6 separate regions of the Homo sapiens genome follow, and all the other regions are linked to region 3. Evidence: chromatin loops called from intact Hi-C (ENCODE). Cell type or tissue: mammary epithelial cell. All regions are shown on one strand. Region 1 overlaps RGL1 (ral guanine nucleotide dissociation stimulator like 1). Region 2 overlaps SMG7 (SMG7 nonsense mediated mRNA decay factor). Region 3 overlaps NMNAT2 (nicotinamide nucleotide adenylyltransferase 2). Region 4 overlaps LAMC2 (laminin subunit gamma 2). Region 5 has its middle 32 kb from the start of APOBEC4. Region 6 overlaps ARPC5 (actin related protein 2/3 complex subunit 5).

Region 1 (4,000 bases), 640 kb before region 3:
CACTGTAGAGTTATGCAGTGGACATTCTCTCTGATTGGTGCAGGTAAGAGGTGCCAGGTGAACAGACCATGCTGAGCAGGCAGTAACCACATGGAGGACCTTGGCTTCCCTGTGTTTCCTCTACCTCTCGGGTGCTCCTTTATTAGCCCCTCCCTCATTACCACTTGCATTCTGCCTCATCCTACACTCAGTCTCGCGAGACCACGTCCCCCCTGTGGGGTTTGACAACTCCCAGTATTTGATCTCAGCACCAGCCTTGCACCAGCCCATGTTTCTGACCATCTATCAGACAATGCCATCTGATGTCATACTGGTACCTCTGATTTAAATGTCCCTGAATATCCTCCTCTGGTAGTTCATATCTCACAGACCCACCAACTACCCAGACAGCCTCTAGTCCTCCACAACAGTAACCAAAAAGTTGGTAACTAAATGAATGGATTCTACAATTCTACCTCATCAAAAGCTTTCAAAAATCCTCACCATCTCCAGCCACATGACCGTCATTCAAGCCCTTATCCTCTCCTACATGGAACATGATAGCAGCTTCCTAACTTGCTTCCCCGCCTCCAGTCTACCCCGACACTCCAGCAAACACAGTGCCATGACTTTCTTAATGAGCAAATCCCATCACTACTTAAAAGCCTTCAACAAGACCCTATTGCCTGCGGGATTAACACACTCCTCTGTGTGGGCCACAAGGCCCTTTACCACCTGATCTTGGCTCTATTATTTTGCACATTGTGAATAATGCTTTGTGGGCTCCCTTTCTAATTAAAAGTTCCTCAAAGGCAGAAATGTCTCACTCATCTCCCTATCCCCAAAGCCTGATCTAATGACTAGAACGCAATAAATGTTTGATATTTTGTTGACTCAATAAATGCTTTAGCAAAGCTTTTATGTGGAGCCTCCATACCACTTATGCCATATTCAGACCTGAGCTTGTAAGCACTGAGTGTGCCTTCAAAGAGGCGAGTGATAAAGATGAGGAGAGATGTGGAATTAGCTGTGGGATTTTGCTGCAAAGGATAAAGTGATTTCCAATACATGATTATCTCCCATAAACTAAGGAGTTTATATTCTTGTGATAAACCTACCAGACCTCACATACCCAAGGTTATCGCCATGAGAGGCTCTGTGTGTATTCCCAAAAGACTGCCATTATTAAAAATATCTTTGCAATTGTCCTCAGAAACACACAGATTTTACAAGAAGCTCAAAAAGGTCAGTCTCATTTTATAGGCATCGTTCCTCATTAACCCAAACTGTATTTCTAGCTTGATCATCCACTTTATTAACTAGGTTTGATCCAAATGACTAAATGACAAAAATCTGCCATCAGGGGAGTACACTGCTAAGAATGTGTGGAAATTCAATGATAAAACCAGACATATAATTCCATAGGAAGGCTTCCAAAAATGTGTGAGGTTGTGTCATCCTCCCTGGAGCACATTTACACTGTCACCCAAATTGAGAATTTTCAAATGGCTAATACTGACCTAAACGAATAAGTTTTAGCATTTCTTTAAGATGTGAAAATTATATCCTATATACACCATGTGTGTGCATATATATGTATATATATTTTATATACATATATCATTCAGCATCTATGCCCAGGGAGACCTGGAACTGACACACATCCCTTCTGTGTGAATGCATATATGTATATGCTAATATTGAGTGTGCATATTTAGGGCTATTAGTCTGAGCGGCCGACAGACACAGACACACAATCTAAATGGAAACCCGCTCCTGGGTCAGGGCTTGCTCCTCACCATGATGCTCTTGTACATGTTGCCGTTATTGTCTTCCACACTGATGCGGATTATGCAGGTGTCTTCATTCTGTTGGTTGTAAACAGGAGGCAGCACAGTCGAGGTAATGGACGTCACCGAGACAGAGCGCTTGTGGATTTTGGGGTTGTTGTTGCAGGACGGAGGGGAGGAGAGGGGGTTGATTAAGGAAGACATCCCTGAGGAATTTGTGTCCATGGAATGGATAGAAGAACAGGATGAGGAGGACTCAGAGAGCTGGAAGAGTAAACACACCCCAGAAGAAAACAGATTAGAACGCTGGCCAACAGCTTTGCAATTTTCAAAGCAGAGGTAGATATCAAGACTGATAGACTGCAGTTATTTCCTCCACAACAGCCCACAGCACACATGTGTCTCATCCCTGGTGTAAGTACTCTGAGTCCCCATCAGTGGTAGATGCCTATCGGTGACTCAGTGTGACCTAATCACTCTATAAGCACGTGAGGCAAAGCAGTTCTATTTCCCTAGGTTTTAGCTGTTCTTATAGAAGTTAACCAGCAGGTGGCAGCAGACACCAGAAACTGGAGGCAATATGGGTTCCCAAAGAAGTCAGAAGCTTACGGGGCTGGAGGAAAGCCTTGCCAACGCAGTTGATTCAGTCCTACTGCAGTCAGATTTCGTAGTGAGAGAGAAAGTTCTGTATTTTTAGAAGTTTCTAAGAGAAGTACCCCAGATTATACGGCTCTGCATTGAATATTAGTGCTAGAAAGGCCTTGGACATCAACTAGTCCCATACCTGTTCTGCTGAGGAACCTGAGACCCAGGGAGAAAACTGGGGCTCCAGGTCCACACAGCTAGTTGACAGCACCCCTAGAACAGGAACCCAAGCTCCCTGATTCCCACTGTCGAGTTCCCAGAGCAAGCACATGGCCAAGGCTCAGCCTGTGGCTGATGACAATAAGATGAATCAACATAGTATGCTGCTACCTCGGTATGTTTAGTACTGTGAGGCTTATCATGAACTTTCATATTATCTTATCCCATTTTAATTCCACAACTGTCTTGTGAACAAAATGCAGAGCATTATAAAGACGAGGAGAATAAGATTCAGAATATAAAAGTGACTTGCTCAAGGGAAATACAGCCTTTAAGCAGCTTCACCACTTTCCACATTTGCTAGTAGAGCCAACTGTATACATTTTCATGATGTGTATCAAGGACAATTAAGAAATGGAGTACTACAGTTAATATGCTTTTCTGATTAACTACACATTTCTCATCCATGCAATACCAATAACCAAAGAAAGAAGTTATTGGAAGAGGTACTTTTAAAAATCATTAAATTGAACCATTTAAAATACCCATTATTATTGTAGAAAATTATAAAGAATTTCCCGGAATGACTTAAGCTAAATTATACCATGTTAATCCTATAAAATATTCTGGAAGTCATTTATAAAATAAATAACATTTCTTTCATATTTATCTGCCTTTCCATGGAAACAGTATAGAAGTTGAGCTTTCTGGTTATCAGGCTTCTGATTAAAATGGAGTCTATTATCTTATTTCCTGTAGATTTCCTCCTGTGGCATAATTATACATTCAGTTCTATTGCACAGTTAGTTTACAGCCAGCCAGCTGATGTGACAATTCTCATGGGTAGGGGTCTGATTGTGGCTCTATCATAATATGGTTTAGTTTTTGTTTTGGTTTTTGGGTTTTTTTCTTCCTTATGTTCCCAAATGAATCAACTTAGTGGCTCAATTTGAGGACTAACTGATGATAGATAAGTTAATAGCATAAGTTTCTTTGCAGATATATTAGTTAAGGGGGTGCATTTTCCAATTATTCATTCAATTTTTTCGCCTTCATGTTCCTCTATCCAAACTCTATTTCCTTTGTTAGATTTTTCTATGATTCTAGTGACATTTATAGTTAAGATAAAGCCTAGAATATGCCTGGGTTATAGCAGCTCTAAACAGACTGCCTGATGAGCCCCCAAATTCCTATTGAGAATTTAAGAAGTGAGGAGCAAGTGCAAAAATCAATATTTAGAAATCATGATCGGGGAATGAAGAAAGGAATGCAAATAAATTACACTTCACCCTTAAGAGCAACCTCACAGTGCAGCCTGTGGAAAAGGAAGAATGACAGTCTGGAGGACTTTTGGAGAAGGCGGCTGTCACAGGCTCTCAGGTCAGGAAGGAAGTGTGGAGGTCAGCTCAGTCCAGCTATGTGCCAAG
Region 2 (4,000 bases), 260 kb before region 3:
AGAGGTTTAATGAATGAATGAATATATTTGCATAAGAGTGTTTGTTTCCCCTTTCTGCTTCAAGTGCTGTGCTTCCAACGACAACATTTAAGATTGGTGTCACATCTGTCTTAGCACCTCATCAAGACTGTGATTCTATTTCCCTAGTAGTTTATGTTCCTATAGGAGAATTATTTGCAGAAAATCCATTTTCAATAAAATGGACACTTAGTAGCAGCCAAGAATGGTACTTAAGATCTAGTATTTTATCCTTTACAAGAGTAAGGAAAACATTTGAACTTTCATAAACAGTAGAGACAATACTTTTGTTTTCCCATAATCACTATAAATCTAAGCAAGAAGTATGTCAAAGTTTAATGAGCATTTCTAACATTGAATCTTTCAGCATTTCCCCTTATTTCATTCAGCTGGATAGTACACACAACTGTAACTTACCTGCTGGAATCCAGAGTGGTGAGGCGGGCTTTTCCCCAAAGCCGGCACAGCTTTTGTAGGGGATTGTTGTTGCTGAGTTAGAGCTTGAACCTGCAGCTGGCTTGTAGACTGTGCTGTTGGCTGAGCTGGTAAAGATGTAAGGGGTTGCTGGGAAGGTGGCTGTGATTGTTGAGGTCCCTGGTTCATTGGCCCTGGTCCAGAGGGCCGTTGCTGGCTGTAAGGAATGTGGGACTGTTTCCCAGCTTGCACCTGGTTTCCTGCTGGAGAGTGAGCTGTAGGCTGAAGAAAGGTTCCTGGGACAGAAACACCAGCTGGGAAGGTGTAACCTGAGCCCATAGAAAATGCCACAGGCGGGGGGATAACATATGTTGGGGGCGGAAACCCTTCAAAACAGAAGAACACAGCTTTAGTTTTAAGGAAACAGCAAAAAATTGCAAAAAAAGTCATTTTTTTTTTAACAGGTAGGTAGAGGGAGTCTTCTAACACATCACAAAAGAGATTAGTCATGTTGTCAATCTTTAACTTGATTTGAAGAACTAAAAATAGACTTGATATTTTTCCTCTATCCACTGAAGTAATCAGTGTTCTGTGAGTAGCTTCTGTATTTAGTGATAGGATTTCCTTCATAATAACAAACATGCACTTGTATGTACACTACACACAAACAGTTCAAAAATAATTTTATAAGTATTAGGGAAAATAGAACTTTTTATGGCTTAGTAACATTACTCCAACAGAAAACACATTTCTCAGTGACTGAATAGAAATTCTTGCACAGAAAAGATTAAGTAGAAGAAATTACAAAACATATTTACCTGGCCTGCTGGGAAGAGGAGGGAAGGCTCCAGGGTGATGAATGGGGATGAACTGGGAGTTACTTGCTTGAGTTGGGGTTTGAGTTACAGGTGTTTTTCTGGCTTCAGACACTGGAGTCTTTCTTAGTTCTGTCTGGGATTTTACCTGTAACCAATAGAAGCAAAACTATCTATAATAAATTGAAACTCAAATGTGCTAGAAAGAAGACCCTACTCCTAAGAAAGTATTTAAAACCTCATTAGATCAAAAAGTACATGCTGAAGATATTTAAATTCACCTAAGTTAAAAATGGAAAATCAAAGCAAATTATTTAATAGCCAATAAAAGATAATTTTACTATCTTAGTTTTACTAATTATTTTGCTTTCCCATGATCACAAAAATCCAAAAATGTAAAGGACCTTAGAGCCCATTTGTTTTACAAATGAGATGCCTGATGCTAACAAGTTGAAAAAAACTTGTCTATGACTTTAAGTTGCTTGTTCTGGGGCCCAGGGTTCTCTATACTCTAATTCATTAAACGACATACATGAATTATGAACTAATAATGACTATTAACCCATAGGTGAGTTATTTTGGCCCTCAGTTTGATTTCATCTGGGTAGCCATATGTGCAGTCAGGCATCCACCTTCCACCCTGCAACTTTACCACCCTTCAGAATAAATAAGGATACTTTCAGCAGTAAGGAACAGGCCCTGAGATCCTATAGATGGAGCCAGAGAGTAGATGTCATATGCACTGCTCAAAGTTGAGCAAAATGAGGGAACATGAGTAGCATTTATAGAAAACCCAGGACGAGGTACAGAGTGTGGTGATATGTTTACTCTTTCTTTCTTTAATCATTTATAGGTGATTTGAGATGGATGAGAAACCAAAAAAGGAGATTGTATTTTCAGTCTGGACCTTATTGTGAGCAGTTACAGAGAATGGAGGAAAGGTAAACAGAAAATGCTGGACTCATTATCTCTAAAACTCGGATCCTTTGGCTTTCTAGTTCATTTTTTTTTTTCTTGCCTTTCCCTAGCATCTCTCTCTCTCCCCTATGTCTTAATTTCTACCTTGTCTTTCTGTTTCTCTCCTTGCTATAATGTTAAAATGGAACTATTATTTTCTTATTTCTCTTTCTCAAAAAAATTAGAGAAATACTTCAAAGGTACTATTTATTTGTAAGCAGCCTTCAACAATGTAAAGTTTCTCATGCAAACACATACATTTGCTAAAATGTGTTAACAACTCACATGGCTGCTTAAGTATTTATTCAAACATTAATAGTATTAATAAAACCATCACAGAATAAAGGCCCTTTTCTGTTTACATGAAACCATCTTTTCTATTTGGGAAAATATATTAATAAAAAGAAAGTCACAAATAACTGAGCAGTGCTTATCTTTTCCCAGCAAGAAACCTGGGTTCTTCCTTTATAAATTCCCAGGATCCAGGATAAGATTAAAGTGATATTAATACCAATAGCCGGGACAAGTATAATTGTCAATAAAAAAGTCTCATATTTTTCCAAGAAAAAAAATACACACACACACACACACACACACACACACACACACACACACATATATATATATTATAGTGAATCTAAAAAAAAAAACTGCATAAGCCTTAATATACTCTTGGTTCTACTGGATCTACAGAAGACCCCAAATCTCCACTATAGCATTGACAAATGGTAGTTATATCTTCTAAATAAAATATAATCCTGTGTGAAACTGACAACTCTGCAACTAATCCTTTCAAACTGCTTAAATTGGTGAAGACTGACGAAAGTGTCAAATCAGGCTGAGATTTTTTTTTCACTCACAATTCCCAAGAATTGAAAAAGTAACCATCTATCACAGCTCTTTATATAACCTTACTATGCAATTAAATAATGCATTTAAACTTCCAGGACGGCCAATTCTCATGGCTTTAGAACAAAATGAAAAATCTTGCCTTTTGTGTGAGCCTTCCTCTACCTGCTTTATAGTTCAAATACAGCTTACCTGCACTGCCACATTCTGCTTTCCTGTTTCCTGTAACTTTTCTAAGGTGCATTTCTTGGTTTCAGTTTTCCTCTTGTTGTTGTCCTTCTTTCCATCATTCTTAGTTACAGTTATTCCTTTGCTATAGTCCCTTCTCACCTCTTTGGGAGGAAAACTTCTTCCTTGGTCTCTGTTCACTTCTCGTGTCTTAATGTTTTCTTTGAAGGTAACCACTGGCTTCTCTCCTGTGTCACAGTTGTTGCTTAAATTTCGGCTTGTAGATAGCACTGATTTTAGCCCTGGGCTCCCATCTGCAGCCAGCGACTCTATCACAGATGTTTCTTGCAGAATGAGGTTCTCTTTGGCTTCACTGGGGTCTTCCAGTATTAATTCTGGGATTTCTGTGATAAACAACAATTTCCCTACCTCATTTTCACACTGAATCAGCCTAAAAAAGCAAAAATAAATCCATATATAAAAAACATTAACTTAAAAAATAACAACTGAATTGTGTGTGGATCCAAGTCAATATATTCCTAGCACTAATAACCATGAAAACAGCAGGATATAACAATGTGGATTCAGGTAACACAAAAAGTAGTTATGTAGAAACTGAGGTTCTCATTATCACACTTAACATCGTCACAACCTATCCCTCTGGCTCTTTCAACGTTTGCTAGAATTTACATTTTCTGAGCATGCTTCAAGTGCAAGACACTGGTCTAGGGCCCTTGATATGTCCTATAAGGTAGCTATATATAATTCCTATTCTATAG
Region 3 (4,000 bases):
GCATCCCTTCCTGGTACTTTTCTGTCCAAGGACTGGAAGTCAGGGCTCCCACTGCAATCCTGAGAGGCAGGGTTTGTCCTGAGCACTTGGTTCACACAGACCCGGCAGATGTGATGTCATTTCAAGGGGCTTCTCTGGGTCTCATCCTCTCATCTGAGGTGCAGTGGTGTCCCTGAATTGGCTCAGGTGGTTTCCTACAACCATTTGTAAAGTTTTCAGGAATTTTGTGAACCAGTTTTAAATAGAGCCATTACTAAAAATTAAGTTATATTAACTTAAAATTAAATTTAATTAAAAACAAAAGGAATGAATACTCAAAACTCCTCACTTCTTGATTATTTTACTAATTTTAATATCCTTTATTGACCAGCAAGTCACTCTCTGAAGGCCACAGGAAGGAGCACCCGCCTTCCTGGTTGCTCCCCAAAACAGGCAGGAGCATTTGGCTCTAGGTTCTCCAGACCCAGAACACCCAACAGGCAAGGATGGGAGGGAAGGTGCCTGGGCTGGGCTGAAAGCTCCTGCACTCCACTTCCCTGCAGTTCCAGCCTGGTCACCACCTGCTGCCTTCCCACGCAGTCTCCTTGGCCAGCAGAGCTCAGCCTTAGGACTTCTCATTGTATTCCAGTGTATTTCTCTTTCCTTAGTCCAGAGATGTATTGTGGCAAGCTTGAGCCATGGCCTTGCTTGCCTTCCTAGCGCCTGGGGCAGGTGGATCAGGCACTCCTCATCCTGACTCAAGGAGTCCCCTCCAGGAGAGGACAGTGGTGATCAGTATTGCACAGCGTACTGCTGTGTTCACTTCCATTAGCTCACGGCTACCTCGGGAGGGGCAGGGGCCTCTGCTTACTCTTCTTGCTCCATAGCAGTTCTGGAGTTATGGTGAGCCAGCCGCCAGGGACCAAAAATGCTGCTGGGGAGTGACCTCTCACCTCTGGCTTCCCTGAGGCTCTGCCTGTCCCCTTCCACATCCCCTGTGCTCGCTGAGAGGGAGGGTCTACCTGCATGTGATGGAGAAAGGACAGTGTGGGGTAGAGAATGGAGAACACTTAGGTTCCGAGAAAGGACAGCTCAGCAGCCACAGCTGTCAGATTGGGCTCAGGTCCTGGCATGGTCCAGGTGGTGGCTGCATGCAGTGGAAACTGGGATGGGCTGCAGGGCCCGGGCTTCACATAGCCCGGATTCCTGGGAGGGGAGTGTGGACAGAGAGTGTGCATTCTGGCTCGTGGCCCTGGATCAGCGTGACCTGGGGAAGGAGGCTAGCCCAGAGGAGCTGGAAGGGAGCTCGCTGCCTCCCGACTCCTGCGCTGTGTGAGGCGCTGGGGCTCACGTGTCCCCTTTTTTAATATTTCCTTCCACACTAAATGAGGAGGAAAAGCCATTTTCTCCTAGCTCCATTAGCGTCTGTTGACCCTATTTACATGCTCCTAACAGCTGACTGCTCCTCCAGGGCTGCCCTAGACCACAGGCTGTTGGGCTGGAAACTTGCCTTAGCCTCATAGGACAAACTGGGAGAAGTCACTGCTGCCCTCCAGTGGCCATATGTGGGATCTCAAGCCCTGCTGGGGCCGCTTGTCTGACTTAAATGTTTGCACTGGTCCTGCAAGAAAGGGTGGCAGAGACCGTACTCTTGAACTCTTTGTGCTTTGGCTTAAAACATAAAAGTCCCATATTATATTTGGTTGGGATAGTGTGTCCCTGGCTTGGGAATAGGAAAGAGATTTATTTTCATGGCTGTAAGCAGGGATTTTTAACCTTGGCACTAATTGACATTTGGGAACAGATGTGTTGGGGAGGGGGGCTTCCCTGTGCATTGTAGGATGTTTAGCAGCACTCCTAGCCTCCACCCACTAGATGCCAGTAGCATGCCACCCTCTCCCTCCAGTCCTGACATCCAAAAATGTCCAGACATTGCCCAATGTCCCCTGGCAATTGCAAAATTGCCCTCAGTTGAGAACCAGTGATGAGAGAAAGCTGAGGGCCAGCACATTCCCTGTTGACATGACCATCTAATTCAGGGCTGTCCAATCTTTTGGCTTCCCTGGGCAACATTGGAAGAGGAAGAATTATCTTGGACCACACATAAAATACACTAACACTAGGCTGGGCGCGGTGACTCAAGCCTATAATCCCAGCACTTTGGGAGGCCGAGGCTGGCGGGTCACCTGAGGTTGGGAGTTCAAGACCACCCTGACCAACATGGAGAAACCCCATCTCTACTAAAAATACAAAATTAGCCGGGTGTGGTGGCACATGTCTGTAATCCCAGCTGCTCAGGAGGCTGAGGCAGGAGAATTGCTTGAACCCAGGAGGCGGAGGTTGCGGTGAGCCGGAGATCACGCCATTGCACTCCAGCCTGGGCAACAAGAGCGAAACTCCATCTCAAAAAAAAAAAAAAAAAAAAAAAAAATACACTAACACTAACAATAGCTGATGAGCAAAAAAAAAGAAAAAAAGTCGCCAAAAAAAAATCTCATAATGTTTTAAGAAAGTTTACATGCCGAGTGTAGTGGCTCATGCCTGTAATTCCAGCACTTTGGGAGGCCACGGTGGGCAGATCACTTGAGGTCAGGAGTTTGAGAACTGCCTGGCCAACATGGTGAAACCCCCTCTCTACTAAAAATACAAAAATTAGCCAGGTGTGGTGGCAGGCACCTGTAATCCCAGCTACTTGGGAGGCTGAGGCAAGAGAATTGCTTGAACCTGAAAGGCGGAGGTTGCAGTGAGCCAAGATCGTGTCACTGCACTCCAGCTTGGGTGACAGAGGGAGATTCTATCTCCAAAAAAAGAAAAAAAAAAGGAAGTTTACGAATTTATGTTAGACTGCATTCAAAGCCACCCTGGGCCACATGTGGCCTATGTGCCTTGGGTTGGACAAGCTTGATCTAACTGAACTTATAGGCAGTCAGAATTACAGAGACGTGCCCTTTCAACAGAGAACTGACCTAGAACCCTGGGTGGCTCCAAGTGGGCCTGAGGAACAACAGAATCCGAGAAATAAGCCTAGTCTGGCTCCTGTCAGCAATACCAAGTGTGGTTCCTCTCCACAGTTGGGGAGTTGGGCCAGAAATCCTATGGCGCAACGCAGAGGCGCCACTGACTCAGGCAAACATTCTCCCCAGTGACCCCATGCTGCAAGAGCAGAGGCCACGATAGTCACCACAGCCCTCCCAGATTGCCCGGAAGGCAGCCTGCAGGATCTCTGTTGTCAGCTCATCTGTTGCCTTACCCATTCAACATGCCTGAGCACCTACTGTATGCCAGTGACTCTGCCAGACCCTGGGGCTGTAAAGATAAAGGAAAATCCCTGCACACAAACAGATCATTAGACTAAGGTATGTTAGAGAGGAGAGAAGACAGGATGCAGGAATATTTCATAGTTACAATCCAGTCCTCAGTGGGGCTCCCTTACGTGGGAAGGCTGCCCTGACCCTGGGACCATGAGATGCTGGCATTGCCCACCATTGGCCCAGTAGCCTCCCCCCTGCTTCAGGAGTCCCACCTAGAGACTCATTCCACAGCAGGGGACAGCTTACCACCTGAAAGCCTTCGTCAGGTCCCAGAACTAGCCACAGGGTCTAAGGCAGGCAGGGCTGCCCGCAGCTTCTCTGTCTCTCGCCTGGGCCTCAGGGCCCCAGGGCCTGTGCTGGCAGCTGTCTCTGGAAGGCTGGTGGTGCCCTCAGTGCAGACCTGCCTCACTGTTTCAGACAAGATGCCCAACAGCCTCGGCCTCTTGATGAGAGGGCCTGGAACGCCTGGGAGCCACGCTGTGCTCCACCCTGAGCCACATCCTGGGTGAGGACTCTCCTCACGGTATTCTCAGAATGTTGTTCCCCACTGCTCAGTTTTAATAAGTGAGTCAGTTTGCTGCCTGTTTTAAACAACAATGGGCCTCACTGGGATAATTCAGAGTGAGCTTAATGAGGGAAGAAAAACAACTGACAAGCAGGAAGTGCGCCTGGGTGCCAGGAAAAGTATGGGCACTGGGAGGGGCCTCAGC
Region 4 (4,000 bases), 82 kb after region 3:
CACTTCACAACACTCCCACCCCTCACTAAAACACGCAGCTCCAACAGGTTAGGACAGGAAGCAAAGGGGCAAAGGCGGTTTCCCAGCTGTGGCCTTAGGAGAATAAAAGGAAACAGAAAATATTTCCTCAGGTTGTACGCAGGACAAGGCCTTGAAATAATCATCATCAGTAGTAGCAGTTCATCGGGATCTCATTTTAAATTTCCCATAAGAAACAGTGCCCTTTTGAGGCATACAATTACGAGAAATTTCAATCACTTGGCATACATATGATTGTGTTTCTATAAGCAGGTCCTCTTTCTAATGTTCTTTTTTTTTTTGAAACAGAGTCTCGTTCTGTCGCCCAGGCTGGAGTGCAGTGGCGCGATCTTGGCTTGCTGCAACCTCTGCCTCCCAGGTTCAAGTGATTCTCCTGCCTCAGCCTCTCGAGTAGCTGGGATTACAGGCACCCACCACCATGCCCGGCTGATTTTGTATGTTTATTAGAGATAGGGTTTCACTATGTTGGCCAGGCTGGTCTTGAACTCCTGACCTCAGGTGATTTGCCTGCCTCGGCCTCCCAAAGTGCTGGGATTACAGGCCTGAGCCACCGCGCCCGGCCCTCTTTCTATTGTTCTAAACTGAAAAACATGCTCTGCTTTTCACTAAGGTGATCTAATCGCTGTCTTTGTATAATCTGTGAAATCATCATGCTTTTTAGTGCTTTAACGGTAATGACAAAATTAAAAATCCAAACTTCTTTCAAAACTCAGCAGATGTGGCCCCTGCCAACCTTTCCAACTTTACCTCATCAAGAGTTCACTGGGCTCCAATGCACAGATCTAGGCTGCACTAACCCTTTCCCACCTCTGGCTTTTAGGCTTGCTATTTCCTTTATCAGGAGCACTCCCTGCTTCCACCCTCCCTAAATCTATTTCCAGGTAACAGCCAGTCTTCTTTTTAGGTGCATAAATCAGATTGTGCACTTCCTTGCGGATACCTTCTGGCAGCTTCTCTCTCCCGTGAAAGCCCAGAGCACTTCATCCTCACCTCTCTCAGCATTTGCCTCGTTCTATCCTGTGTCATCACTGTTTATGTCTATGACTTACTTCTTCTACAGCATTTCTCACCTTATATCCCCACTGTACCTAATGCAGTGCTTGGATGGATGGATGGATGGAAAGATGGTGGATAGCATGATGGATAGAAGGAGAGAGAAAGGAATTGAGGGAGGGAATGAGGGAGGGAAGGAAGGAAGAAAGAGAGGGAGGGAGGAAGGAAGGAAAGAAGGAAGGAAGGAAGGAAGGAGAAAGGAAGGAAGGAATATAGGCAGTCTGACTCTAAGAAAAGTCTGTAATCCCAGCACTTTGGGAGGCCGAGGTGGGTGGATCACGAGATTAAGAGATCAAGACCATCCTGGCCAACATAGTGAAACCCCATCTCTACTAAAAATACAAAAATTAGCTGGGTGTGGTGGTGCAAGCCTGTAGTCCCAGCTACTTGGGAGGCTGAGGCAGGAGAATCCTTTAACCTGGGAGGCGGAGGTTGCAGTGAGCCAAGATGGTGCCACTGCACTCCAGCCTAGGTGACAGTACGAGACTCTGTCTCAAAAAAAAAAAAAAAAAAAAAAAAAGAAAAGCCAACAAGAACCTGAACATACAGAAATCTCCCTGACGTCCAGAAGCCTACTTTCAAATTTCCCCAATACATTACACAAAGTTTCCATTGTCTACATATATGACATTCAGTGTAAAAAAACTAATGTTCCAAGCAAAAAAATCCATGGTGAGATGGGAACAGAAAGAATTGTGAGAGGAACATGAGATTTTCAATGAGATTAAGGGTCTGGGACTTTCAGGTTGCTGCTCATACCAGATGAACTATTTCCACCCTAGGACTGCCCACCCATCTGTGGTCTATGACCCCAGAGCTGCAATGCTTTCTGCCTGCCACCTCAACGGGCAGCGAGCCTAGGGCTGTGTGGGAGGAGGGCAAGGCGATGAGGCAGGCCTCAGAGCATGAGATCAGTTTGCAGTGCTCAGGCAGCCTTGATAGGTAGTGTACTTGGCGGCTGTGTGGGACGGTGTCAGGAGCTAGGAATTTGAGCATCATGTTTAAACCTGACAGTGTGTGCTGGTTGCTATTACGTAGTGCTTTGTTGCTGTTGCTACCATTTCGGTTGCTTAGTGCACTAAAACTGATTCAGTGAAACAGCAGCAAGTTTATATGATGTGACCTGTAATCTCCCGTGAATTAGTCGAACTATGAACCATTTAAAGATAATGCTCAGCCCGGCACGGTGGCTCACGCCTATAATCCCAGCACTTTGGGAGGCCAAGGCGGGCAGATCATGAGGTCAGGAGGTCAAGACCATCATGGCCAACATGGTGAAACCCTGTCTCTACTAAAATACACAAAAAAATTAGCCGGGTGTGGTGGCAGGCACCTGTAGTTCCAGCTACTGGGGTGGCTGAGGCAGGGGAATCACTTGAACGCAGGAGGTGGAGGTTGCAGTAAGCCGAGATCACGAAACTGCACTCCAGCCTGGCGACAGAGTGAGACTCTGTCTCAATTAAAAAAAAAAAAAAAAGAAAGAAAAAAAAAAAGATGATGCTCAATTATCTTTCTTATTTAGAGGAAAGGGATGTGCCCTGTGTTTCCTTTCCTGCATGTGTCCCTCATTCTCTTTCTGAGACATCAAATCTTTTTCCCTCCTTCCTTTGTGCAACTCTCTTCCCTTGGATACAATGATGTCATACTGCCAGGTGTCTGTCTGCCTTCTGACCTTCCCTATTCAAGGCTTTGCTGGCTCCTTTCCTTACCCCTACTCTAAATGTCGGTGCTCCTCAGGGCTCCTTAATCTCCACAACGTCTCAGTCTGAGTCTCCCTTGGGTAATCTCATCCATGACAAGGACTTCAATAACCACCGTAATTGTTGACATCCGAAGATACTTCCTTGGCCCAAACTTCATCCTCAACTTCAGGTCCTCATGTCTGCCATCCACTTTATTTATTTACTTATTTACTTATTACTTTTACTTTTTTTTTTTTTTTGAGACGGAGTCTCGCTCTGTCGCCCAGACTGGAGTGCAGTAGCACGATCTCGGCTCACAGCAAGCTCCGCCTCCCAGGTTCACGCCATTCTCCTGCCTCAGCCTCCCAAGTAGCTGGGACTATAGGCGCCCGCCAGCACGCCCGGCTAATTTTTTGTATTTTTAGTAGAGACAGGGTTTCACCTTGTTTGCCAGGTTGGTCTCGAACTCCTGATCTCAAGTGATTTGCCCACCTCACCGTCCCAAAGTGTTGGGATTACAGGCACGAGTCACTGCGCCCAGCTCACTTTACATTTCCAATTGGTTATCTCAAAAGTTCTTTACACAAAACCTGTTTAAAACCAAACTTATGATTGCCATGCCTTCAAGTCGGAAAGCTGGAAGCTATCCTTACAGGTTCTCCATCTTTCTCACCTGCCTATTTAACACTGAATTTTGTTGATATAACCCACTAAATATCTCAAATCCAATCAAGTCCATCTCCACTATAGCCATATCTAGACCAAACCTCAATCATCTCTTGCCTGCCATCACTTCTTAGCTGAATTCCCTGCAACTTCTTTTGCTTCCCTCCACTCAGCAATCAGAAAATCTTTCCAAAATACAAATTGTATCATGGCTTCTCTGCTTAATATTCTGTAGTTTCTTTCCTTTCCTTTGAAGTTAAGCACCAGAATTCCTCAATATTGCCTACAAGGACTATCATGGTCTTACCCTATCTACTTTTCCAGCCTAATTTCATATAACGCTCACCACTGGGACATCTTCATCTCTCTTCCATTCATTCACATACACTTCATTTTATGTCTTCATTTCCTCTGCTTCTTAAAATTCTTGCTTTATAAAAGAAAACCATCATGGTGGGCAGACACAAATTGGGGCTGACAATCTCAACTAGTCTCCTATTTCATTTTTTCAAAGAAGTTACACTAAAAACTAAATCTTAATATACCTTATTGGATACCAT
Region 5 (4,000 bases), 400 kb before region 3:
CACGAAACCTACCTGCCAGCAGTGTTCTAGGTCTTGGGGATTCAGTGGTGACAAGATAAAAGTTTCTGCCTTGCAGAGCTTACATTCTAGAAGGAAAGTAAGACAGACAATAGATCCAAAAGCCAATAATACCAGATATTGTTAAATATAATGAAAAAAATAAAAAGGTAATAGAATAGCACATAATGGTGATGACAGACAGAGGGGAAGCAGGAAAACCAATTGGGATGTGATTATGTTAGCCTAGGTAAGAGATGAACTTATGTTAGGGAAACGTAGTTAGAATCAGCATGTGCTGATGGATTGATGTCACGCTTGAAGAAGAGAAAAACCAAAGGTTATTCCAAGGTTTGTGCTTAGGCAAATGGATAGCTAATGATGCCAATAGCTAAAATGGAGAAGTCTTTGGGAGAAAAAAGGTAGCGGTGAGGACATCAAGCATTCTCTTTATTGCCAAGTCAAGGTTTGAGATGGCACTGAGGCGGAGATGTATTTTTTTAAATTGCATATACAAGTCTGATGCTCAGGGGGGAAGGCAGGGCTAAAGATACAAATTTGAGAGTCATCTCAAATACAGATGGTATTTAAAGTCATGGGACCAGAAGAATTCACCTAGGTACAGGTATAATCAGAAGGGATTTAAATCGTGGCTAGTCACATGTTAGCTAACTTGGGCAAAGTCATTAAGCTTTCTACAACCTTTCTATGCATGGTTAATGTATATCTGAACATGCTAGGAAATCTGTATAGCACTACAGAGTGTTGTCATCCAGTGCCCAATAAATCCAACACTGCAGGAAGTGAGAAACAGCAAAACTAGGAATAAAAATCAAAATTTCCTATCAGGGTAATGAAATTCCCAGTTATCTTAGCAGACAAAAAAAACATATTGTCAGCAAATTTTCTGGAAGAAAGTGCCACTGAGGGAAATGAAGATGGGGTGCCCCTACCTCTGACCAACTGAAAAGAGAAAATATTTTTATTAATAAATGCAGCAACTGAAAATAATACACCAGACTGTAAATGGTGATTATTTCCAGGGGTTAAGTTTATCAGGAATGATTACTTTAATATCTGAACTTGCATCATGAACATATATTACTTTTATAATTTGAAAAAGAAAGTGACACAAAAGGGCAATAAAATAAAGAGGAATGACTTCTGAAAATAATGTTGATTCGGCATGACATATATAACTAATGAAAAAAATAGTAACCCATGAACTATTTTCAAGATGATCCAGTGTGAGACTTGGAATTACCAATGGATTACTAATACTGGTCTAGTTAGTGATTTGTGCTAAACTCTCTAAACTAATATGTGTTGATAACGTAAAAAGCAAAATATGAATTGAATAAATATTTTTGCAAGGTGCTGGGGATTTTAAATGTAATTATTCTAGAAACTACAATGGTCCCACGTATTTAACTATCACAGACTTGGAACTAATGAATAGGTAAACATTATTTTTTCCAGTTGGATTCATCAATATTTGTTAACTGTTGAAAAGAATTTTCAAAAGCAGCAGACAAGCTAAAGAACACAAAATTACTGTATTACCACATGTTAGGTCTGAAGGAAACAGGATTATTATCTGATCATATACTTGCCATGCTTTGACTTATCTATAGCTGCTTACCTTATTATGTTATAGATATATCCAATTTAACCTATAATACTAGGTTTTATTACACATTAGAGCTGCTGCTAGAGAAAATGTTTCATGTACTATAATCTTTTTGAAATTATAACTGTAGTTTTTAATATTACATACAGTAACATTTAATGTAATTGTATGTAACATTAAAAGCTCAACATTAAAAGGTCTTGTAGAAAACTGTAGTCTTTGCCACATTTGTAAAGGAAGAACCTCCTCTGATTATATAAACCCAAAGTCTTAAAATGGTGAGAAATACCTTTTACATTCTATGTAAATCACTGAGCATAGAGTAGAATTTCTTAGTCTCCCAGATCCCATGCGGGTGCCTCTAATTGTAATTCAAGGTATTTACCACAAGATGGCACTGCTGATCCTATTCATAACCAGGCTGCTGGCGTTTCCTTTCCATGTTTCACACTAAGCTTAAGAATCTTTGTTATTAGCAAAATTAAAGTTCTTGAGTTAAAGAACGTTTAAGCATTTTAAATAGGAAAAAAAAAGCCAATGTAGAATGTTCTGTACTGTATACATTTCTCCAATTTCCATTACTCTAAATCAAGTGGTCAAGATAAAGTTTTAAATATATAACTACATATAAAAATAAATGTAAATAGAAGATGGCCAAATAAAAACAGCTCTGGTCTGTAGCTTCCAGCAAGATCAACGCAGAAGGCGGGTGATTTTCTGCATTTCCAACTGAGATACCTAGCTCATCTCACTGGGACTGGTTAGACAGTGGGTGCAGCCCATGGAGGGTGAGCCGAAGCAGGGTGGGGGCGTCCTCTCAACCAGGAAGCACAAGTGATCAGGGAACTCCTTCCCCTAGCCAAGGGAAGCTGTGAGGGACTGTGCCATGAGGGACAGTGCACTCTGGCCCAGACACTACGCTTTTCCCATGGTCTTCGGAACCCACAGACCAGGAGATTCCCTCGGGTCCCTACACCACCAGGGCCCTGGGTTTCAAGCACAAAACTGGGCAGCCATTTGAGCAGACACCAAGCTAGCTGCAGAAGTTTTTTTCATACCCCAGTGGCGCCTGGAACACCAGTGAGACAGAACGGTTCACTCCCCTGGAAAGGGGGCTGAAGCCAGGGAGGCAAATGGTCTAGCTCAGTGGATCCCACCCCCATGAAGCCCAGAAAGCTAAGATCCACTGGCATAAAATTCTTGCTGCCAGCACAGCAGTCTGGAGTCGACCTGGGACGCTCGAGCTTGGTGGAAGGAGGGGCAGCACAGAGGCCTGTTAGAAGGAAAACTAACAAACAGAAAGGAATAGCATAAACATCAACAAAAAGGTCATCCACACAAAAACCCCATCCAAAGTCACCAGCATCAAAGACCAAAGCTGGATAAATCCATGAAGATGAGGAAAAACCAGCACAAAAAGGCTAAAAGTTCCAAAAACCAGAATGCCTCTTCTCCTCCAGAGGATCACAACTCCTCGCCAGCAAGGGAACAAAACTGGATGGAGAATGAGTTTAATGAATTGACAGAAGTAGGCTTCAGAAGGTGGGTAATAACAAACTCCTCCAAGCTAAAGGAACATGTTCTAATCCAATGCAAGGAAGCTAAGAACCTTGAAAAAAGGTTAGAGGAATTGCTAACTAGAATAACCAGTTTAGAGAAGAACATAAATGACCTGATGGAGCTGAAAAACACAGCACGAGAACTTTGTGAAGCATACACAAGTATCAATAGCCAAATTGAACAAGCGGAAGAAAGGATATCAGAGAGTGAAGATCAACTTAATGAAATAAAGTGTGAAGACAAGATTAGAGAAAACAGAATGAAAAGGAACAGACAAAGCCTCCAAGAAATATGGGACTATGTGAAAAGACCAAACCTACATTTGATTGGTGTACCTGAAAGTGACAGGGAGAATGGAATCAAGTTGGAAAACACTCTTCAGGATATTAGCCAGGAGAACTTCCCCAAACTAGCAAGACAGGCTAACATTCAAACTCAGGAAATACAGAGAACACCACAAAGACACTCCTCGAGAAGAGCAACCCCAAGACACATAATCGTCACATTCACCAAGGTTGAAACAAAGGAAAAATTTTTAAGGGCAACCAGAAAGAAAGGTCGGGTTACCCACAAAGGGAAGCCCATCAGACTAACAGTGGATCTCTTGGGTGAAACTCTACAAGCCAGAAAAGAGTGGGGACCAATATTCAACATTCTTAAAGAAAAGAATTTTCAACCCAGAATTTCATATCCAGCCAAACTAAGCTTCATAAGCAAAGGAGAAATAAAATCCTTTACAGACAATCAAATGCTGAGAGATTTTGTCACCACCAGGCCTCCCTTACAAGAGCTCCTGAAGGAAGCACTAAATAT
Region 6 (4,000 bases), 340 kb before region 3:
CTCCCGAAAAGGTGGAACTACAGGCACATGCCACTGTGCCTTAGCCAATAGGTATTAGAGGTAGTCAAGTAGGTATAGCATAACCAATTACAAACTTTAAAATCAAATGATACTGAATGCTTTTTCATAAAATCCTTCTTAACATCACTTTCATAACTGAAGCGTTTGGAAAAATTCTGGAGTTCATATTTGTTCACAAGAATGGGTGGGTGTATTTAGAATCTGCCAGTCTATCAGCTTTACTGAGGGGAGATACTAAAAATATTTAACAAGTAGTATAATATAGAGACCGAGTCAAAATGGATACTAGCTGGAAACAACTGGTTCAACTGTTGCCTCCTGACTAAATGTCAGCCCAGGGTATAGTAACCATGACACAGTACTATCCTTGGTGAAGAGTTGGGAATAGGATTAATTGCGGAAAAAATATATATAAATGCCATAGGACACTTTTAGCACAAAAGTAGTTGTTTACCTCCCATTCTCCTCCTTTAATCTCAGTGCTTTTACTATTTGGTTTCTTTTTTGGCATTTTACAAAAGGGAAGAAATGGAAAACATACCCCTTCTTGGTCATTGGGTAACAGCACCATTTCGGTAACAGTCATACTTGATGACAAGTATGATGATATTTTAAGGACATGAACATGGGTGAAATCAATGTGTAGATGGTACAAATTAACCGAATTCTTTTTAAAGCATTTCCTGTGGATCCCAGGATCATGAGGACATAACAGAAGAATAAGGTCTGAATCTTGTTCACCAGTTTGCTCTCAGCCTAATTGGGAAGTAAGGTTAAGCACCTGAAAATTATGTCATACAAAAAAAAAGAGAATTAACGTCATACAATTTAGCATTTGACTGTAAATGCAGTTAGTCAATGTTGGGAGAACAACAAAATCAGGGTGGATCAGAGTATTTAAAGTGAGACATTAATTTGAACTAATCCTTTGGAGGGGCAGAAAGGACAAACGGTCCAAGTGAAATGAACAGAGTAGAAAGAGAAAGTTAAAAGTGGGTTTAATAGTCACTGTTCTTGCAGTTTTAATGTTTTTTGTTTTGTTTTGTTTTGTTTTGTTTTGTTTTGTTTTTTTTGAGACAGAGTCTCGCTCTGTGGCCCAGGCGGGAGTGCAGTGGCGCGATCTCGGCTCACTGCAAGCTCTGCCTCCTGGGTTCACGCCATTCTCCTGCCTCAGCCTCCCAAGTAGCTGGGACTACAGGCGCCCGCCACCACGCCCGGCTAATTTTTTGTATTTTTAGTAGAGACGGGGTTTCATTCACCGTGTTAGCCAGGATGGTCTCGATCTCCTGACCTCGTGATCCGCCCACCTCGGCCTCCCAAAGTGCTGGGATTACATGCGTGAGCCACCGCGCCCAGCTGCAGTTTTAATGTTTTTAACATAAGAATTCTAGATGGTGCAAATTATTAACAGGATCAGAAACTATCTCCGTGATAGATTCAAGAAAGTAAAATTATAGGAAATCATAATGTTTTATTAGCTGAAATAGACATTGATGATCACTTAGTTTAACCCCATGTATAAAGGTAAAAAAGAAAATTAATTAATTAATTTTTTTTTTTTGAGATGGAGTCTTGCTCTGTTGCTCAGGCTGGAGTGCAATGGCACAATCTCGGCTCACTGCAGCCTCCACCTCCCAGGCTCAAGCGATTCTCCTGCCTCAGCCTCCTGAGTAGCTCGGATTACAGGCACGCATCACCGTGCCCAGCTAATTTTTGTATTTTTAGGAGAGATGGGGTTTCACCATGTTGCCCAGGCTGGTCTTGAACTCCTGACCTCAGGTGATCCACCCTCCTCCGCCTCCCAAAGCACTGGGATTACAGGCGTGACCACCGCGCCCAGCCAGATTGATTAATTTTTAGATACACAATTTTTCCTTTAGATTTACAACTAACATCCCCTTACAGACAAAATATGTTAAAAGCACCAAAATAATTGAAAAACACACCCAATTAAGGAACAGACCAACGGCCTCTGTAGAACCAAGTGCCCTTAAACAAGGCTGCTTCTGTCCATATTCCTGCCGCGGGACCTCTGCCCCACTCCCTCTCCCCCTCACCCCAATGTCACTAGTACAATATGTGAAAACCCCAATGTGAAAACGTTCTGTGCAGGTGCCTCTTGTATGATTCCAGATATGGAGGAGGCCCGGGAAGCCCACAGAGGTACAGCATGTCATCTGCCTCAAGGTGGTGCTACTTCACCACATTGATGATCCAACCACAAGCAACATGGGACACAGCATTCACTTTAACATTTCTATTTTCCTTTATCATTTCTGTTACTTGAGTGTGTAAGAGTAATCAACATAAATAATCTATGTTTACATCTCTTATTTCTCTCTGAAACAGTTCCCTAGAATCCACACCACATGAAACACAAATTGAGTAGTGTATGACCCACCTGAATTCCAAAGCATTCTAAAACTCCCGTATTTTCCAGCCTAGCAGTTAGCTCCTGCTCTGCAAGACACACCCTCTTGACCTTGCTGCTAGACTGTATGGGCCCCCTGAAGTCATAGTAGCTGGCTCTTACTCATCCCCACATTCACTTGGCATAGTTGATGTTCAACAAATATCTCTTGGTTGCATAACATTGAACGAGCCAAGTCACCTAAGAAATCCTTAATTTATACACAGGTTCTTAGGGTACCTGAATAGGGCAACACATCAGAAGTACAAATTGAGAACTATACAAAGAGTAAAATAATTCTTGGGTTCAAATACCCTAGAGCCAATCAAGTTTAGTCACAAAGAATTTCAATTCACTTCAATGTGGACAGTTAAGAAGGGAATTTATCAGCCTTAGGTGGAAATCAGAGCCACCATGAGTACCACGTGCAGCCCCTATAGTGTTTAGCTTTGCCAGAAGTCACCAGAGAAAGTGGCTGAGGAACAGAATTCCAGCTCATATCTGGCTAACAGTGGCACTATGGGAGTTTATATGATCTGTTCATTATTCTGTGGCATCACCTTCTAAGAGCAGAGATGTGACCCAATACCCCTTGTTTTCCTTAAAGATAACCATTAAATTATATCCATGAATTTATATCACCGTCCTTGACTTTATACGTAGATTTTTCTAATTCTGTCAACCCTTAGGGTAATGAATAACTTAAATGGCCAATGCCTCTGAATAACATCATACTTCCTTTTGTTTCTCCAAAAATTGAATCAAGATGCCAGGGCAACTAAGATTTTCTTCAATTTGCTAAGTTAAAGGTCAGTGTATTCATTAGCCAATGGTTCTGTATTTTATTCATTTTAGTTTTTATTCGTTTTCAAATAATTTGTTCATATTGTTCAATATTCAAAAGGTAAGAAATATGTACTGTGGTAATTTTCCATTCCACCCTAGTTCCTCTTTTGACAACCAACTATTGTCACTTAATTCTTAGGCATCCTTCCAGATACAGTGTATGCATTTACAGGCAAATACCTATATAAGATTTTACCCCTTTGTGTACATAAATACTAACATACTATATATAGTGTTCTGTTCCTTGCTTTTTTCATTAACAGTATATTTTGGTGGTAATTTCCTATCAATACATAAAGAACTTCCTTATTCCCTTCAGAGGCATTTGAACCAGAGCAATTCCTTCTTGAATAGAAGCTGGGTAAAATAAGGCTGAGACCTACTGGGCTGCATTCCCAGATGGTTAAGGCATTCTAAGTCACAGGATGAGATAGGAGGTCAACACAAGATACCGGTCATAAAGACCTTGCTGATAAAACAGTTTGCAGTAAAGAAGCTGGCCAAAACCCACCAAATCCAAGATGGCAATGAAAGTGACCTCTGCCTCTGGCCATCCTCACCGCTACGCTCCCACCGGCACCATGACAGTTTACAAATGCCATGGCAACATCAGGAAGTTATCCTATATGGTCTAAAAAGGGGAGGCATGAATAATACACCCCTTGTTTAGCATATCATCAAGAAATAACCGTTAAAATGGGCAACCAGCAGCCCTCGGGGCTG

The links. Peaks named below come from ENCODE experiments on the same cell type or tissue, not always from the same donor. Only the 100,000 strongest peaks of a DNase experiment are listed, where the experiment ranks them.
Region 1: it touches region 3 in a loop (25-fold over the local background); 13 of 110 quality-filtered maps call a loop at or near these places.
Region 2: it touches region 3 in a loop (19-fold over the local background); 44 of 110 quality-filtered maps call a loop at or near these places.
Region 4: it touches region 3 in a loop (2.8-fold over the local background); 3 of 110 quality-filtered maps call a loop at or near these places.
Region 5: a loop joins it to region 3, with 5 times the contacts of the local background. A loop is called at or near these places in 16 of 110 quality-filtered maps.
Region 6: a loop joins it to region 3, with 16 times the contacts of the local background. A loop is called at or near these places in 47 of 110 quality-filtered maps.

The regions. Positions count from the first base shown.
Region 1 is chr1:183,914,480-183,918,479 of GRCh38, reverse strand. It overlaps RGL1 (ral guanine nucleotide dissociation stimulator like 1), which reads right to left. Exons shown (of 18, transcript NM_001297671.3): 16 at 1,779-2,033. Among named protein-coding and RNA genes, the nearest start is that of RGL1, 110 kb to the right of the region's middle. RefSeq lists an enhancer at 2,246-2,435. In mammary epithelial cell, a CTCF peak has its summit at 2,317 (motif pointing right); DNase peaks (open chromatin) are centred at 2,289 and 2,669; H3K27ac peaks cover 444 bases.
Region 2 is chr1:183,541,748-183,545,747 of GRCh38, reverse strand. It overlaps SMG7 (SMG7 nonsense mediated mRNA decay factor), which reads right to left. Exons shown (of 23, transcript NM_001375584.1): 14 at 3,246-3,672; 15 at 1,251-1,395; 16 at 436-818. Among named protein-coding and RNA genes, the nearest start is that of NCF2, 47 kb to the left of the region's middle. RefSeq lists a silencer at 1,837-1,886. In mammary epithelial cell, a CTCF peak has its summit at 1,950; a DNase peak (open chromatin) is centred at 1,967.
Region 3 is chr1:183,279,186-183,283,185 of GRCh38, reverse strand. The region is part of intron 7 of NMNAT2 (nicotinamide nucleotide adenylyltransferase 2); the gene reads left to right. Among named protein-coding and RNA genes, the nearest start is that of LAMC2, 95 kb to the right of the region's middle. RefSeq lists enhancers at 1,294-1,353, 2,926-3,736, 3,737-4,000 and a silencer at 1,564-1,613. In mammary epithelial cell, a CTCF peak has its summit at 1,531 (motif pointing left); DNase peaks (open chromatin) are centred at 1,535, 1,885, 3,195 and 3,825; H3K27ac peaks cover 2,271 bases.
Region 4 is chr1:183,196,710-183,200,709 of GRCh38, reverse strand. The region is part of intron 1 of LAMC2 (laminin subunit gamma 2); the gene reads right to left. Among named protein-coding and RNA genes, the nearest start is that of LAMC2, 12 kb to the right of the region's middle. In mammary epithelial cell, no CTCF peak of the experiment used is centred here; a DNase peak (open chromatin) is centred at 2,089; H3K27ac peaks cover 3,657 bases.
Region 5 is chr1:183,683,318-183,687,317 of GRCh38, reverse strand. It overlaps a transcript of RGL1 not described here. Among named protein-coding and RNA genes, the nearest start is that of APOBEC4, 32 kb to the right of the region's middle. RefSeq lists an enhancer at 2,621-3,122. In mammary epithelial cell, a CTCF peak has its summit at 2,019 (motif pointing right); no DNase peak of the experiment used is centred here.
Region 6 is chr1:183,621,605-183,625,604 of GRCh38, reverse strand. ARPC5 (actin related protein 2/3 complex subunit 5) reads left to right here. Exons shown (of 4, transcript NM_005717.4): 4 at 1-4,000. Among named protein-coding and RNA genes, the nearest start is that of ARPC5, 12 kb to the left of the region's middle. In mammary epithelial cell, a CTCF peak has its summit at 2,212 (motif pointing right); a DNase peak (open chromatin) is centred at 2,224.